Linked DNA regions of Mus musculus: region 2 is linked to region 1. A link is a loop called in an ENCODE intact Hi-C map of the cell type or tissue named here. Cell type or tissue: left cerebral cortex. All regions are shown on one strand. Links, peaks and the distances in the headings refer to the core of each region. The heading gives the core; the rest is flanking DNA. Region 1 has its middle 120 kb from the start of Gm11232. Region 2 has its middle 64 kb from the start of Gm42298.

Region 1 (9,009 bases), core at 304-8,303:
CATCTCTGGTCTGTGGAGTACAGGGAAGTCTCTCAAAGAGTATCCTGTTTGATGCTAAACCAGTCACCAAGGTAGTTAAGTGCTTCCTCCAAGGATTTGGCAGAATTCAAATGATTGGCCAGCTATATATTGATAACTGAATGGGTATTTCTAGTTGAGAGGTATGTGATCTAGCATTTGAAAGCCTCAGACCTCAGCACTGCAAGGAAATCATGAACAAATTTATACCTGTGTTGTGTTTCTATACAGAATAATAAAATTTGGATAGCAGTCAAAAAACAAAGTATTTTAATTAGATATAGATGTACTAATGTGAAAACAGCAATAGACAGGACGCTGACCGAAAATCTGCTGTTAGCTCTCAGACCGTTTCCTGAGAACAGCTAGATTTGGGGATCAGTGAGCCCTGGTACTTTCTGTAAATCTTTCATACTATTTTTTTCATCTACTCAGTTCACTGACCTCACCAACCTATTTTCTTTCCTAATGAGAAAGTGAAAATTCATAGAGATGTTGTCTTTTACAAACTCTGACATGAAGCTGAGGTGACATTTATCATTTAGACAAATGTTTGGGTTTCAAATAAATAATTTTCTTCTACTCAGCTCTATTAGTATAAACACCTTCATGAATGGGAACATTATTCCCCTAGTGATGTTTATTTTCCATCATTTCTAGAAGCATGATTTTTTTTCTTAGTACATTACTATTGCTTGCCAAACTTACAATAACAAATTTATCAGGAGGAGGAGCGTGTCTCACATAAATGCTTAGCTATAAAGGAAGGCATCACAGAAAAAGGTTTGATTTGTGAGGAGAGACAGTTCCTTATAATGCCAAGCAACAAGCCATGGTTATCCAGGACGCTGCTGCTCTGGACACAGAGATAGGAGCACACTTTTTCATGGAGTAGTGCATTGAATTTGGTACTTTCTTGAAGGCATGTAAAAATGCAAATTTTTGGGCTGAATGTTCAGTTTTGATCCCAATGGACAGTAGTGGTGATATGCCTGATTCTGAGGATAGCTTTTTACCTTGGACAAGTTGCAAACTTCTTCTAGTGATATATCAAAGGAAAAACTGTCCTCAGGAAAATTATGGTAATCACTGCAGATTTAATACGGAGAATCAGAAAGAAAAAAAAAATAAACATCCTGACTAATGTGTGCTTTGCCTGGTACATTGGTCATGTGTGCAGTAAGATTCCTACCTCAGTGTAGACATGGATGTAATAATATAACTTCACCAGTTACTGTGCTTTTCATAAAACTATTTCTCTGTGCAGCTTCACCTGTTGGGTCATCTTTATCTGAAGCCATTCATACTTGATTCATTCTGTAGACATCTTCCTTAAGATTTTAGTGCGGCTTTTTGTATAACTTTGCTTAAGACCAGGATATATGTTCAAGATCACAGAGAACTATTATGTCTGACACCAATATTTTAAGTCAAAAGTTTGACTAAGGTTAAAGTGAATATATCTATCCCTAGTTCTAGCAAAATATGAGGATACTAAGCTGAGATTCAGTCTCTTGGCTGTGACGCAGCAACTTCAGACAGGAGTTATCATCTTATGAAGTCTTCCAGATGTTCCAGCAGATGATGACAGGAACAGTGATTACTCTGAATATATTTTCTGGAATAGAATATGTCAAGCTCATGTTTTTAATTCATTATATTATTTAATGACTGAACAAGGACCAAATATTTAATATTCAAAGTTACATTCTGCAAGGAAGTTTGGCTAAAGAGAGGCTAGTTTTCCTAAAGTTCACAATGATACAGATTAATCTTTAATCAAAGACCTTCAAATTGTTATTATGAAAAGTATCCTAGGAAAATCTATTTTTATATACATCTACCACTTAAAGTCATATCCTAGGAATAAGCAACAGTCTCCAAATATGTGGATCATCCTTATATCTTAAAAAACTGTACATACGTAAATGAAATATGTTTATTTATAATTATTGTAGATGTTTCAAATTCATCATTACATGTCTACAAAGACAAAAAGATAAAAGTGAAAAGGAATGCAAACAGGTTCTGCCCTTTACTCTGGAGATAATTACCATTGAGAAGGTGGTAAAAAGGCAGGCTGTACCTTAGCAGTGCTATTATAAGAATTAGAGGGGCATCCCATCACTGTGCCATCTTTCCTATCACCTTTCCCACACACTAACCTAAATTGAGAAACTTGTCTGTTTCAAGTTTTAATCATGTTAACATTTTAGGTGAGATCCAGAATCCTTCACAGTAATGCATCCCACAGTAATAATCAGTTGGTTATTGGGTCCTTAGTCATGATGATTCTTGTGGGAACTAAGAGGGGGTGTGGGGAAGAAGTGGGGGGAAATAGCCCACATCTGGCCAGAGATCTTCCTATGCTCTTGGCAGGCAGACTTAGGAGGGCTGCCAGACACTTTCCACTTGGCCCCAGTTGGGCATCTAAGCCACTGACCCCACTCGGCAGGAGGTGGACAAGGGACAGCCTCTGACCGGGGCCCCAGGCAACACCCTGTAGCCCCGGGGTTATGGAAGAGTGGGCTGAAGGGAGAGAGGTTCCCATGCAGGTGAGAGTCAGTGCAGTGGGCCTTGATGAACAGAGACAGTCTATGGTTTTAGAGCTTTATTGTAGAAAGGCAGGGGAAAGGTGGAAAGAGAGAGACCAGCCATGGCCAAGAGGAGAGAGAGAGAGAGAGAGAGAGAGAGAGAGAGGATGAAAGAGAAAGAGAGTGAGAGAATAGAGAGAGGATAGAGGAGAGTAAGGTGGGGCCAAGCAGCTCCTCTTATGGTGTGCCATTATCTTTACTGTTGCTAGGTTACTGGGGAGAAGTGTAGCCTGAAGATCAGAAGCTTGAGACATTGTCTACATGACTGCTAGCCATGCTTCTCCTGTCAAGGCTGTGGGGGGCAGTAACTTCGACAGGAGCCAGAGTTCCAGGAGTATGAGCAAACGCCTACCAAGCCATGTAGGTGAATTATCACCACTCTGGGATTCCACTTCAGCTCAACTGGAGACCAGACTGTCTGTGTATATCCCAATGCCCCACAGATTCTTAAGTAAGTAGCAAATCAATCAAACAGAAAAATAAAAAATAAAAATAAACTTATTTGATAAATATATTATTTAATTGATAATACTTTGGCTTTTTTTTTCCAAAAGATACCACTACTAAAATGAAGATTTTTTGCAAATGTCACCATTTCTATGAAACAAAGCTGCAATAATAAAATTTGTCTTTAACTGGATTTTGAAGAAGGCCCAACTAGCCAAATCTATTGCATACATAGATATGAAGACAAACTATTTCTGCTTCCATGACAGGTTCTCTAGGTTTTGCTTTTATCATTGATCACTTACAGGTGTCATTTAAAGTAGAAACTTACTCTACCTCTTCATAATGTTAATACTCCCTTTAGCCAAGTGACCCCATGAACATTCGTTGTGCCTCCAAATATCTGTTTGAGAGAACCCTGTGGGAACAGGGCTAAACCCTCAGAAGTTATTGGAACATCAAAGATGACTTTGTATCTTACTAAAAGAATGTTATTCAGAGGGCAAGGAAGAGTTATTTATGCAGCTAGAAACTTCTCACCGAACATACTTGCTTTTCTTACTTGGGGATTTTTGTCCCTTACTATGATGGAAAAAGTGAGGTGATACACTAGAAAGAATACTTGCCTACAAACTCTTAACTACTTAACGAAGAAAGCTATTGACTATCTAATATATATCATAATTTGGCACATACTAGTGAACTTTGACAATTATTTTGGTTGCTCTTTCCACGTAATGTTCAGGGCCACCCACAGATATACATTTTATACCATCTCAGCAAGTTAAATCATCCCTAGGTGTAGGTATCATGATTTTATGCTTACATAAAACCTACAGTACTCTACAGGAATAGGTGTGGAGCCAATAAAAACTTTCAGCAATGTAGAAAATTCAAAATAAAGTCACAAAAGGCACAATATGGGAAATCGAGCTAGATCACATGTTAATCAACAGATGAATAAAGAAAATGTGGTGCATATACATAACAGAATTGAATTCTCAGTGCAATTTTCTCCAGCTGCAAAGAAAAATCAAATTGTAATTTTTTTTTCAGAAAAATGCATGGAAATGGTACCATTATACTAAATAAAATAAGACTCAGAAAAACATATACTGTTTTAGATTGTTTATAGAAACTATATTTAAGATTACACATATATTAGTGGATATAGATCATGGAACTACAAGGGGAGCCATCAAAGTTAAGCAAATTACCTTAAGGAATGAAGATTAAATGTGACTATAGTTGTATACACATGACACAAAAGCAGAAGAATTACATTCAAAGGGAGAGGTGGCAAGAGCAAGCTGCAGCACAGAAGGCATGGAGGAGGACATGGAGGAGGACAGAGAAAGTGGGTTGGAACAAAATGTAATGACATTACATTTATGAAAATGCTATAACGAAACTCATTGTTCTGTATGCTAACTTTAAAACTGTAATTTTAAGAGACTGTGTATATCCGCGGAACCAGGACAAATTATAGCTAAGAATTTTCGTTTTCACTCAAGTGACACAAGTGTTATGCTAGAAATCAGAATACTGATTTAAGGGACTACAGAGCCTAGAGAAAAATAATCTTGCCCTGTTTACTAATATAATCCAAATTGAAACAGTCTAGTACACTACATGTCCTCAATTGGTAAATAAATGTATGAAATTGCAAAAAAAAAAAAGAAAAGAAAAAAGAAAATTTAAAGTATATGTGAAATAAAACAAGCCAAAATAAAATCATATGATGAGAAATAATTTTGAAAGCAACTATACACCATAGACTCAAACAAGAGGAATTCTCATGGACATAACTCAGGGATGGTATAGACAAAATGACAAATGATAGGTACATCTGAGTACAGCCAGTAGAGGTTCACATACAGATAATTGATGTACATGCTTTATTAAAAATCTATTACTTACCCACATCTATTTATTCATTTGTTATTTCTGTGGATGCTTGAAGTGTATAGGCATACATTATCTAGTATGAGATTTATACAATAATTCTATAAATCACACTGGTAGATATTATCTTAATTTAATTTATAAAGAAACAATTCCCAGTGGTTGACTGGATTGTCAAATAATATTGATTAATGCAAATTGTTTTCCACTGATTTCTCTATATCTACATCTAGCTCTAAGTTAAAAGAACATATGTATGTATGGTATATTTCCTTGTAAGCAATTTAATTTGCCCCAAATGAATTTTACTATGTCTCTAAACCCTTTATACTTATTTAACCACTTTTCACAAGTAAACTGAACCACCTTTACCTTTTTTTTTTTTAAACTGTTCTGTTTTCTCATATTCATGGTGCTGTGTCACATAGGGACAACTTTACACAATATACTTTGGGCTGTCTTTCCTATCCCTAACTATCTTCCCTCTTTTTTGCCCTTTCCTCTCCCTATAATCCACTATGTTCCTATAGACAATTTCAGTTCTGTTTTCATGCCACAAGTACACATATGGTTTTATGTATTTATTCAAAGTCTAGAACTAACAAAGAAGAGAAAATGTGAAATTTATGTTCCAAAAAACTGACTCGATGTGCTTAACATATCAGTAACTAGTCATGTGTAGTTTCCTACAAACTACATAAATTTTGTGCTTTTTTATGGCTGAAAGATCTTCTACTGTGTCTGCATACCACATTGTCTTGATTCATCCCTCTGTTGGTTTCACAATTTGGCTATAGTGAATATTGCTATAGTAAATATTGACACACAAATATCACTATGATGTCCTGATTTGGATTTCTACAGATAAGATACCCAGGAGTAGCAAGGTTGGATCAAATGATTGTCTACTTTAGTTTTTGATTGCTGCAGTGGGTAGAGTAGTTGACATTCTCACCAGCATGAGTTCCTTTTGCCTACATCCTCTCCAGCATCTGTTTTTATCTGTTTGTTTAGTGATTGCTATTGTGATTGGGGTGACATGGAATGTAAATTAAGTTTTAATTTCCATTTCTCAGACAGTAAAGTTGAACTTCTTTATGTTTATTCTCTATGAGCAATTTATCTTTTAAGAACCATGCTCATTTCACATTTCATTAATTGATTTGGCTGGTTAATTTTTTCTTTGGCTTATTGAGTTCTCTGTATATTCTAAATCTATAAAAATCTCTAACTACAACCTCCATTAACATATCTCTATGAGATGTGTAAATGGCTAAGGTTATTATCTTACTCTGTAGGTCTTATCCTCACTTGAGTAATTGTTTTTCTTGTTGAATGAGTCTTTTCAGTCCCATGAAACACAATTGTCAATTGTTGGCCTTATTTCTCAAGTGTCTGGAGGCCTGTTCAGAAAGTCTTTGTCTCTGTTTATATCTTATCCTTAATTTTTCTTCCAGTACTTCTAGGATTCCAAGTACTAAATTAAGGTCTATGATACATTTGGAGTTGATTTCCATACAGTGTGAAAGATACAGACCTAGCCTCATTCTTTTAAATGTGAATGTCTCATTTTTAGCACCATACTTTGAAGCTCTTTTTTCTCCAATGCATATTTTGAGCACTGTTTTAAAAGCCAGGTTATCCCTGCATTTTTCTTTCTTTTTTTTTTTTTTTTTTTTTTTTTTGCTCCTGTCACACTAAACATAAAATACATCCCTCATGTTTCCACATAATCACTACTAGAATCATACCAGCATTGTTGACACCATTGCTGGTCTACCATGGTCATTTTCTACACGTTACTGTTTTCTTCTAGTCATTTGTTCATCATGAATCTGGTAGACCCAATAGAGTAAATGGATAGTGATTTGAAAGTGCTAACCCTGTGGTGGGTTTTCACTGCAATGGGGAAATTATTTGCACAATCTCTCTCTGTGCCTCTATGTTCTTTGCTCATTTCATAAAATCTAGTCAGATCAAATTTTATATTCTTCAATATTCTTAATCCACTTATCTGTATTTTATAGCCTTTGCACATCTCTATTCATTTGTGCCTTGTGTCTAGAATCATGTTGTTGTTGAAACAGTATCTTTCTATGTAGTCTGAGCTGGCCTTGAACACACAATCCCTTGCCTCAAGTGTCCCAAGTACTAGGATTAAAGGCTTATACCACCATGTTAGACTCCTAAAGCATACTTAACATGGTAGACCTCTTACTAATTTTAGTTTTCAACTTAGTGTTGCTTGAAATAAAGGCATTTTATATGAATTGTATCTAAAGGAGCTCCTTAGGATTGTATCTTTCATTATTTCTTTCACAGAATTTATCATGTTTAATATTTTAAAACTTGTGTTCTTTTCCTTTTGGATGATGAGTTCTATTAAGGATATATCTCACTTATTTACCTATTGTACCATCTTGGATATAGTGTATTAGGCATCCAAGATGTACTTATCTTGCAAATATTAACTAATATTTATATAATTGAACCAGTCAGTTCAAGCTGTGCATGTTAACAATGGAATCAAATGCAATTTGAAGTAAAATATTTTGCCCAGAGCAGCACAAGGCCTCACTAAATCTTACTTTTCACTTTCTATTGGATTTAGACAGACAATGATATACCATTTAGAAGTATTACAAAGTTTCCTAGGCCTTTACTTCAGGTATTGGGTTAGACCACTGTTGTGCATAGCCCTGGGGCTAATTATAGTTTATGTTAATTCCTTTCTACTGTGGGTGGCTGTGAACAAGGAATGAGTCAGCACTCAGGTGATTTCCTGTAACCCTGCTTCCCACCTTAATTTGTAAAATAAAGGAGAGCTGATGATGGGCAGATAAAAGGGAAGGTGGAGCAGAAGGTGGGGAGAGAAGAAGGAGAAAATGGAAGAGGGAGAGGATGCAGAAGAAGACAGTGGGGGCTGGGACACAGAGCAGAAGCACATGGCCTGGAGAAACTACAAGTTCTGAGGGGTCTTATAGATAGGGAAAATGGTAGTATAGCTATAGATCTACCCAATGTAGGCGCACAGCATGTATTCATATTAACTGTGTTGTGTTTTCATTGCCAAGGCATATTTCAGATAGATTTACTGCAACAGATCAGCTCCATTTTAGTTGAATAGTTGACTTAGATTAAGTGTTGTAATTCAATTAAAATCTTTCAGCTTCTTTCTGAATGGTTTGGTTTATTTGTCACCACACATTCCTGATAACTCATAATATTCAAAAACCAAGAAGGAACTTATTTACTCAAGGTGACAATTCCTTTTTTATTATTTAATCTTTTATTTATTTATTTTTACACTTCAGACTTTATTCCCCTCCTGGTTAACCTTCCAGACTGTTCCACATTCCATAACTCTTCTCTGCCCACTGTCTCTATGAAGATGTCCCTACCAGGGACCATCCATCCCACCAGACCTCTAACCTCACTTGGGCCTCCAGTCTCTTGAGGTTTAGGTTCATTTTCTTTGACTGAACCCAGACCCGTGAGTCCTCTGCTGAATATGTGTTGGGGACCTCATATCAGCTGGTGTACGCTGCCTGGTTGGTGGTCCAGTGTTTGAGAGATCTCACGGGTCCAGGTTAATGGAGACTGCTGGTCCTCTTACAGGGTCGTACTCCTCAGCTTCTTCCAGAATTTCCCTAATTCAATCACTGGGGTCAGCAGCTTCTGTCCATTGATTGGGTGCAAATATCTGCATCTGACTCTTTCACCTGATTTTTTGGGTCTTTAAGAGGGTAGTCATAATAGGTCCCTTTTGTGAGCACTTCATAGCCTCAGTAATAGTGTCAGGCATGGGACCTCCCCTTGAGCTGGATCCCACTTTGGGGCTGTGCTGGACCTTCTTTTCCTCAGGATTCTCTACATTTCCATCCCTGTAATTATGGAGCAATTACAAGCCAGAGTTTTGACTGTGGGATGGCAACCCCCTCCCTCACTTGATGCCTTGTCTTTCTGCTGGAGGAGGCCTCTATAAATTCCTTCTCCCTACTGTTGGGCACTTCTTAAAAAAAAAAAAATTAGATGTAGTCAAGCA
Region 2 (9,009 bases), core at 431-8,430, 430 kb before region 1:
GACTTTTTCTACCTTTGAAACATTTCTTTTCCATTCATTTTGTTCTCCACTTTGGTCAAAAATTCCCCCACTTACCCAGTCTTTGTAAAATCCCCCTTCGTTCGCATTAAGCAGGAGCACAAGCTAAAGGTGACCATTCTGGATGAGGTGTCTCCTAAGTGAAATAGTTCTGTAGGGGTTGCATGGTGGGATTTATTTCACTCCTCTCCCTTTACAGAGAGCGCCCCACCCTGCTCTCATTCTTCGCTCATTAACAGCATAAATCATGAAAATGTTAAACGTCACTGCCGCAATGGTATTTGATAGAGAATTTAAATTAGACCTCGGAGAAAAACAGTCATGCAGTTCTGATGCTGTGATTAATTTCCTGGTGTGAAGTCAGGAGTAGGAGCTGCAGTGTGGTGGTGAACACAGTTGCCTCTGACCCTTGTCCTACTGCAAAAATAGGCACACCAAGGTTGTCCAAAAATCAGAAGGGCTGGGGACAGAAAATCTTCAGGACTTAGCTCCACATCGATTCACACACACACACACACACTCACACACACAGGCACGCACATGTAGGACTTGAATTGCCTTCCTTTTCCATGTCTTTGCTGTTTTCTCTCCCCATCTCCGTACTTTTCATGTTCTTGTTCTCCTTCAACCTCATGATGTCTCCCTCTCTCTTCCTGACTGATTTCCTTAGCCATATTATCTGCTATGTGAATATCTCTCTTCCTCTTTTCTTTCTTTCTCTCCCTCACCCCCTACACACACACACACACACACACACACACACACAGAGAGAGAGATTTGTTATTTAGATATGTTCGTTCCTTTTTTCTTTTTCTTTCTTTCTCTCTCTTTCTTCCTTCCTTCCTTCCTTCCTTCCCTTCTTCTTCTTCTTCTTCTTCTTCTTCTTCTTCTTCTTCTTCTTCTTCTTCTTCTTCTTCTTCTTCTTCTTCTTCTTCTTCTTTCTTTTTTTTTTTTGTAGAGAACTGATGTTTTTAGAAGTCACAGGGTCATCTCCAGAGGTTAAGGCATGGAGGTGTGCTCTCTTTCCTCTTTTCTTCTCTTTAAGATGGCATAAGTATTTTGGAAATCATCCAGCCTAGACTGTTCTTCCCTACACCTTCTGCAAACATTCACTCTGGGAAAGTGTGTGCCTCTTTCAGACTTACACAGCCTAGCTCAGCTCAGTGTGAAACTTCCCAAAAGGGCTTTGTTTTCTTCACAGTCCATTTTCCACAAGTTTTAGCTGAAACATTTCTGACTTTTCTTTCACCTTTCTGGGTTTTGACTTCTGAGTTACTTAACATCAATCTCATCACAGCAGTGCAAAATATGATTCTGTTGTAAGCCTCATGACAGAGCACAAAAGATGTCCTCTATAGCGTATCAGGCTTGCAGAAGATGCTGGGAAGAGGATGTCCTGTCAGGTGGTGTAAGAATCTTGAAATGGGAAAGAGGAAGCAAGGGTCAAAAACCAAGGAATTGTGTACACTCGTTCTGAAATTGAGTATTTTACAGTATATGTACAATTATTAGTTAAGAAAAATAAACAGCATCATTATCACATTACCATATAATTACTATTGTTTCCTAAGAAGTTACTATGCAGTTACTACATTATTACAGGAAAATAAAACATGTTATTTCATGGTAACTATGCAATTAGTTCATGTCACCATAAAATGTACTTATCAAACAACAAAGAAGTCAAATGTTCCATTTTTCCCTCTTTCCTCATGAGTCACAATATTGTCCCTCTTAGAAATGACATAATGAGTCAATTTAATAGTGGAGAAAATATTCAGATTATTCTTTTTCCTAATCTTTTTTCCCTCTGGCGAGCAAATGAATACCTTGAAAATTATAGCTGCAAACAGCACATCAGAGGCAAGAGTAAGCAGATTCCACCCACCAAACAGGCTGTGTTTAATGAGAGAAGGAATCTTTTAGGCTGTGGTAAGAAAGCACCTTAGCGAAGCACCCTTAGTAATGAGGTGGAATGAGAAAAGGCTAAACATGTCCTTTTTTAAATCTTGTATTCAGCCTGAAACATAGAAAACAGGAACTGTCAGTGTGTTGTAATTGTCAGGTTCAGCACCCCAAGTTCACAGAAAAGCTTCTCTCCTGATTGCACTTACTTGGAAGAAGAAAATCTAGTGTTCTAGCATGGAAGTTGTCCTGGAAGCAACAGGCCAGTGGTTAAAATTGTGAGCATACTATTAGAACTTGATGAAGACTGAGGAAGAGGAGTACACTGTACTGTTTGTCAATGCCAGTATGTCTTTGCAGGCAAAGACATGAGCACAGTCATCTCTTTATACAGTTAATTGCTAGCTGCTGAAAATAATGAGAACAGGTCTATTTACTGTAACTAATTGATTTCCAATATTTCAAAGTTAATTGAGTAGAACCAGTCATTCCAAGCTTTCTTTGAGGCATGTTTTAATGGGCTCTGAATTTAAGAAATTAATGGACAGATTAGCATAATTTATTTTCACATTTGTTATTTTTCTAGAAATAGTTTTAAAATTCTCCTGAGGGGGGGAAAAAGCCCTATCCTTATTCTAGTTTTCAACTGATTTATGTATCTACATAGTACTCAGCCACCTCCTGCCATTACATTCAGGGAACAGTTCCTCTCCCTCAGTGTTCTGAGTAAAGCATCCCACTGATCTGCATTTACTAAAGTGTCTGCATTCCAGTACCCACGCTCTTCTGCCAATCAAATACAGAGCAGAGATTATGATTGTTTTCTCATATATTGTGTGTTTGTATTTGCATGCACAGTCCATAATGCATAACTATGTGACTTTTGGAGAGTATAGACTGAATGGGATCTAGGTTCCAATCTTCCTACTGTTACATACTTTGAAAGGTTATTTAAAAAAATAAAATGGGCTATGAATGTAGCTAAGCACTGAAGCCATCGCAAGGCTTTGCATTCCACAAAAAAGGGAAGAACGCAACTAATTTTTTTTTCAGTGATGAAGTTTCAAATGGTTTGATTTCAATGACTGTCAAAATGAATACACACATAATCTATAAGTATATGTACTATATAATATTACATGTAGAAAATATACATTATAAATTAGTATCATATTGTTTTGAGTTTTTGTTTGTTTCAAAACAAGAACTCACTGTGTAGCTCTGGCTTTCCTGGAATTCATTATGCAGATCAGGCTAGCCTTGAACTTATAGAGATCTGCCTGCAACTCCCTCCCAAGTGCTGAGATGGAAGTGTGTATGACTATGCCTAGCTTCATGTAATATTTTAAAAGCACAAGATAATAAGGTACTTGCAATTTTTATGCCAGCAACATGAGATTCAGATTTCTTAGGGGCAGATGCAAATAGAACCAATTTAGGATCAATCAGTGGTGATTAGAGTGGGTCTGCTGTGCTTTTCCTCTTATCACACTCAACTAAGCTCCCACCCTTTCTTATTTTCAGCCTTTTAGATATTTTGTTATACATACAACAAAGTTGACTACCACATTGGGGCTGGGGACAGTAGAAGCAGGAAGAAGGCACATACCTTCAAAACTATTAGCTTCACTACAGTTGCAGAGGTCCCTGTGCCAGAGCAAACCCTGTCCGATTCTTGTGACTATACCTAAAGTGCATTTTATCAGAAACTAAAGTAAAGTGAGTCTCTCCATGGGCCAGACAAAGAAAGGGAGCAAAGGCTTTAGCTAGGTATCAGTCTATATCAGTCTACATTACACTTGTGAAACTTACAAAAGAAACAAGATTTCTGCTCACATAGATGCTAGGTTAACAGGGAGAGGCACCCTGACTCTACACAGCTGAAGATGAAAGCCGGTACAGGCAGACATGAGGACCACATGACAGTTCTCACTGAATGGCACTTCAAAGGAAGAAATCACAGCTACCTCATGAAGTTAATACTGTGTGTAGATTGAAATTTAAAAGTACAATTAAAATGCCTAACTGGTGAGCCAAATTATTAGTCTTAAAATTCTCAAATATAGTTGGTACCTGAGTGATATGGTACTGTCAGTTGTTATCAGGCTATAGTTTATTGAATAGATGAAGGTGAAGTCTTATGATCTCTTGTGACCTATTTTTATTTTTCATATAAATATCTGATTCTTTTTATAAGTAATGTGTGTTATTATTTTGCTTCAAAGTCAAATTACCTAAGTCTTTGTTGACTTGTTGGGTATTGAATACAGGCCCTTGCTCATGCTAAGTCAGCTATCTCTCACTGGGATACATTCTCTATGTTTTATACGTCTTGATACAGTGTCTTAATATGTCACTCCAGCTGCCAGCAAACTTGTGATCCTTCTGTCTCAGACTTCTAGATGCTGGGATTACAGGTTTGAAGCATCATGCCTGATTTCTTTTCATTTTCTTGTTGGTGACTTTGAATATATACAATCCTTATATATAATTTTTATTACTTATTGATTATGTTTAAGTGGGGGCACAGCATATGTGGAGGTTAGAGGACAACATGAGCAGTTAGTATTCTCCTTCTGCTATGTGATTCCCTAGGAATTTGCCTCTGTTCTCAGTCTTAGGAGCAAGAAATTTAATAACCTAATGGTGGCATTTGAAGTACAAACGTTTTTCATTGTGATGATGTCTAAGTCATCTGCTTCTTATGCCTCTTGAATTATTGGTGTCATAACTTAAGAAATCATTGCCTAAGAAATCAGGAAGATATACAGCCACATTTTCTTTTAACAATGTTATAATTTTAATTCTCACAGTTGTCCATGATCCATCGTTGTATTTTAAGATGGTATGAAGTAGGGACTAGTACTATTCTTTACCTGAGATACCCACTTGTCCCAGCATACTTGTGAAAAGACGATTCTTTTACTAGTGGGTTTTCTTGGCACCTTTATCAAAAAACAATTGAGCATATTTTTGGCTTTCAGTTCTGTTCCTTTGATGAATATGTATATCCTTATGCTATCTGCACACTGTCTTGATTACACTAGTTTGTAAGTAAGCTTTGAAATAGGGAAATGAGAGCCCTCCAACTTTGTTCTATTTCAAGTTGTTTTGGCTATTTTGAGTTCTTTGCTTTTCTATATGTATGTTAGAATTAAACTTGAAGAATTTTTCCAAAATTATATCTGCAATTCTAAGGTGTGTTAACTCCATAGTACAACGTGCAGAATATTGTTGTCTCACCAGTTTGAGTTTCCCTATTCATGAATATGTAAAATTTTGTATACTTACTTTTTAAGATTAATTTAGTCACAAGTGTTCAAGTCTTATATATTTTAAATTTATTCCTGATGTTTTAGAGCCTTTTCTGCTGCTTTTTACCATTAGTCATTTTTATTTCACACATCTCTAACCATGACTAAGGCAGCTTTTTTTTTTAATTGGATATTTTATTGGTTTACATTTGAAATATTATCTCCTTTTCCAGTTTCCCCTCTGCAAATCCCCTTTCCAGCCCCCCTTACCCTGCTTCTATGAGGGTGCTCCCCTACCCACCAATCCACTTCTATTTCACAGGCCTAGCATTCCTCTACACTGGGGCACCAAGCCTTCACAGAAACAAAGGCCTCCTCTCCCATTGATGCCAGATGAGGCCCCATCAGCTTCTTCAGTCCTTCCCCCGACTCCTCCATTGGGATCCCTGTGCTCAGTTTGATGGTTGACTGAGAGCATCTGTATCTGTATTGGTCAAGATCTGGCAAAGCCTTTCTGGAGACAGCTATATCAAGCTCTTGTCAATAAGCACTTCTTGGTATCAGCAATAGTGTCTGGGTCTGGTGTCTGCATGTGGCATGAATCCCCAGGTAGGGCAGTCTCTGGATGGCCTTTCCTTCAGTCTCTGTTCTACTCTTTGTCCCCGTATTTCCTTTTGACAGGAGCAATTCTGAGTTAAAATTTTGGAGACGGGTGGGTGGCTCCATCCCTCAACCAGGAAGCCACGCCTAAGCTCTGGATATGGTCTCCATAGGTTCTTGCTCCCCTTTGTTGGTATTTCAGCTAATGTCATCCCCGTTGAGTCTTGGCATCTTGCTTTCCTGGCATCTGGGACTTTCTGGTTGCTATCCCCAGTTCCCCATTCCCAATTGCTACACATTTCTGTTCGATTTCCTGACCCTTTGTACATCTCCTCCCATACCTGATTCTGTCCCTCTTTTTCTCCCCCCTTCTCTTCTCTTCCTCCCAAATCCCTCCCACCCTCTACTTTTCATGCTTATATTGTTCCACCTTCTAAATAGGACTAAAGCATCCACTCTTTGGTCTTCCTTTCTCTTGAGTGTTATATGGTCCATGAGCTGTATTGTGGGTATCCCATGCTCTCTGTCTAATATCTATTTATCAGTGTGTTCTTTTGTAACTCAGTTACCTCACTCAGAATGATATTTTCTAGATACACCTATATGCCTGTGAATTTTGTGAAATCATTGTTAATCAAGGCAAGGTTCTATTCCCCAGTTCTATTCCCCAGAATGCCAGGGCCAGGAAGTGGGAGTAGGTGGGTGGCTGAGCAGAGCGAGTGGGGGGAGGGGATAGGGGATTTTCAGAGGGGAAACTAGGAAAAGGGATAACATTTGAAAGGTAAATAAAGAAAATATCTAATAAAAATAAAAAAATAAAAGAAAGTGTTCAGTCCCTGGGAGCTCTGGGAGTACTGGTTGGTGCATATTGTTGTTCCTCAAGGAGGGACTCAAGGCTTCAGCCACATATGTAGCAAAGGATGTCCTTGTGGGACAATAGTGAGAGGAGAGGCCCTTGGTATTGTAAAGGCTAGATGTCCCAGTGTAAGGGAATGTCAGGACAGGGAAGTGGAAATAGGTGGGTTAGTATGCAGGGCAAGGGGGCATGGGATGGGTGGATTTTGGAAGGGAAGTGAGAAAAGGGGATAAAATGTGAAATATAAATAAAGAGAATATCAAAGAAGAAGAAGAAGAAGAAGAAGAAGAAGAAGAAGAAGAAGAAGAAGAAGAAGAAGAAGAAGAAGAAGAAGAAGAAGAAAAGAAAGTGTTCAAATTGATTATGGTTTTAGACAAAGTCCAGGATGTGAAGGAATAGCTGAGAACTCACATCTTGATAAACAACAACAAGACAGAGAAAGAGACAGCAAACTTTGCTGGTCCTTTGAAATCTGGAAGTCTATTCCTCAGTGACATACCTTCCCAACAAAGCCATACCTTTTAATCATTCTAAATGAGTTCTACTAACTGTGGATAAAGTAATCACAGTTCTTTCTGAGACTCAGGGTAATCTCTTCATTGTAACTCCTGATAAATGAAAAAGAAAATTACATATACCCAATGTGCAATGGCACAGAATATACATTACCACTCCAAAAGAAAGGAACAGGGGCATACTGGGGAAAGAATGGCATACAGCAGAGAAAACTTCATATACCTCCATTCTTCACTGGTAGCTGTCAGGAACAGGCTTCTCTCTCTTCGGCTGGTTCTAGTTCCTTTATGTAACTCTTTGGCAGATGTCTCATGACTCTGGAATTCCCATCAACTTAGTCTCCAATACAATTCAGGCTTCACTTTCCCAGCTTCACAAAAGGACCAATAAAGTCCTTGTAGGTACTTCCCTGTCACACACCAGCCCTCCACATTACTTTTTAACTGTGGAGAAAGCTTCTACAATTCTTTTTAATCTTGTATCCTTCAGGACTCTAAAGTCATTACCCAGTGGATGCACTTTCTAATTCAGCTGAATGATAAAGGTTAAGCTTAGACCCCTACATTTGTAAAAGTTTTAATTTGTTATTTTCAGGAACAGGATGTTCCCTAAGGCATTTCTTTTCACTAGTCAGAGGCTTAGGGGAAGTGAGATCCTTCCCTGAGGACAGCCCTCCTTTTATTCTTATGCATACCAGGCCTTGACTTGATCTTATCTCTTTAGGCACAAGGCTTGGCTCCAACATTCAATTTTCTGGTGGATACTGAATAGAAATATGCAGCAGCAGGGCAGTGGGTGGTTGTGGGGGAAACCTCTAGAAAATTCCAGAGACCTGGAGTGTGAGAGGCTCCTAGGACTCAAGGGGGATGACCTTAGCCGAAATGCCCAACAGTAGGAAGATGGAACCTGAAGAGACCACCAAAGAATAGATAGCCATGGCACACAATTAAGGCATGAAGACACCCGCCAATCTTCAAAATTTTTGATCCAGAATTGTTCCTGCCTACAAGAAAATGCAGGGTCAGAAATGGAGTGGAGACTGAAGGAAAGACCATCCAGTGCCTGGCCCCACTTGGGATCCATCCCATGGGCAAGCACCACACCCTGACACTATTACAGATGCCATGTTATACCAGCAGTCAGGAGCCTAGCATGGCTATCCTCTGAGAGGTTCTACCAGCAGCTGACTGAGGCAGCTGCGATATTTACAGCCAATCATTGGACTGAGGTCAAGGACCCCTATGAAGAGTTAATGGAAAGATTGAAGGAGCTGAAGGAGCTTGCAACCCCATAGGAAGAACAACAGTATCAACTAACCCAGATCCCCCAGAGCTCCCAGAGTGTAAGCCAACAACCAAAGAGCATACATGAACTGGCCCATGGTGCTGGGAAACATCTGTGGGAGTGGATTTGCCTAATCCTGTAGAAACTTGGTGCCCCAGGGAAGGGGGATGCTTCTAGGGTGAGGTGGAGTTGGGTGGATGGGTGGGTGTGGGGATACCTTCTCAGAAGCAAAGGGGTGGGGGTGAGGAGAGACATGGAAGGGCTAAACATTTGCTATGTAAGTAAATAATATATAAATGTACTTTTTTATATTTCTTTTGCTCTTCTTTCTTTTTTATTGTAGACCTGGATAAAAGTGATTGCTGATAATCACATTACAGAATCAATATTAGACTAGCATCTTGATATCTCCCCTAAAGAGATCAGTGCATTAATTTTCAATTTAGCCTCAGGAATATTGTTTGACAAGGATAGAAAATAGTCACATTTTTCCCCCAGAATATCACAGTAATTATCATTACCTCAGTTGCTAATATTGATCCCCTCTAATATGTCTTGCTGCTTCCCCATGGTTCA

What was found. A loop is a pair of places that touch in the nucleus more often than their neighbours do. Peaks named below come from ENCODE experiments on the same cell type or tissue, not always from the same donor. Only the 100,000 strongest peaks of a DNase experiment are listed, where the experiment ranks them.
Region 2: a loop joins it to region 1, with 4 times the contacts of the local background. A loop is called at or near these places in 2 of 42 quality-filtered maps.

The regions. Positions count from the first base shown.
Region 1 is chr4:71,871,443-71,880,451 of GRCm38, forward strand. No RefSeq gene overlaps it. Among named protein-coding and RNA genes, the nearest start is that of Gm11232, 120 kb to the left of the region's middle. In left cerebral cortex, for the core only: no CTCF peak of the experiment used is centred there; DNase peaks (open chromatin) are centred at 4,419 and 6,453; H3K27ac peaks cover 1,110 bases.
Region 2 is chr4:71,441,677-71,450,685 of GRCm38, forward strand. No RefSeq gene overlaps it. Among named protein-coding and RNA genes, the nearest start is that of Gm42298, 64 kb to the left of the region's middle. In left cerebral cortex, for the core only: no CTCF peak of the experiment used is centred there; a DNase peak (open chromatin) is centred at 4,943.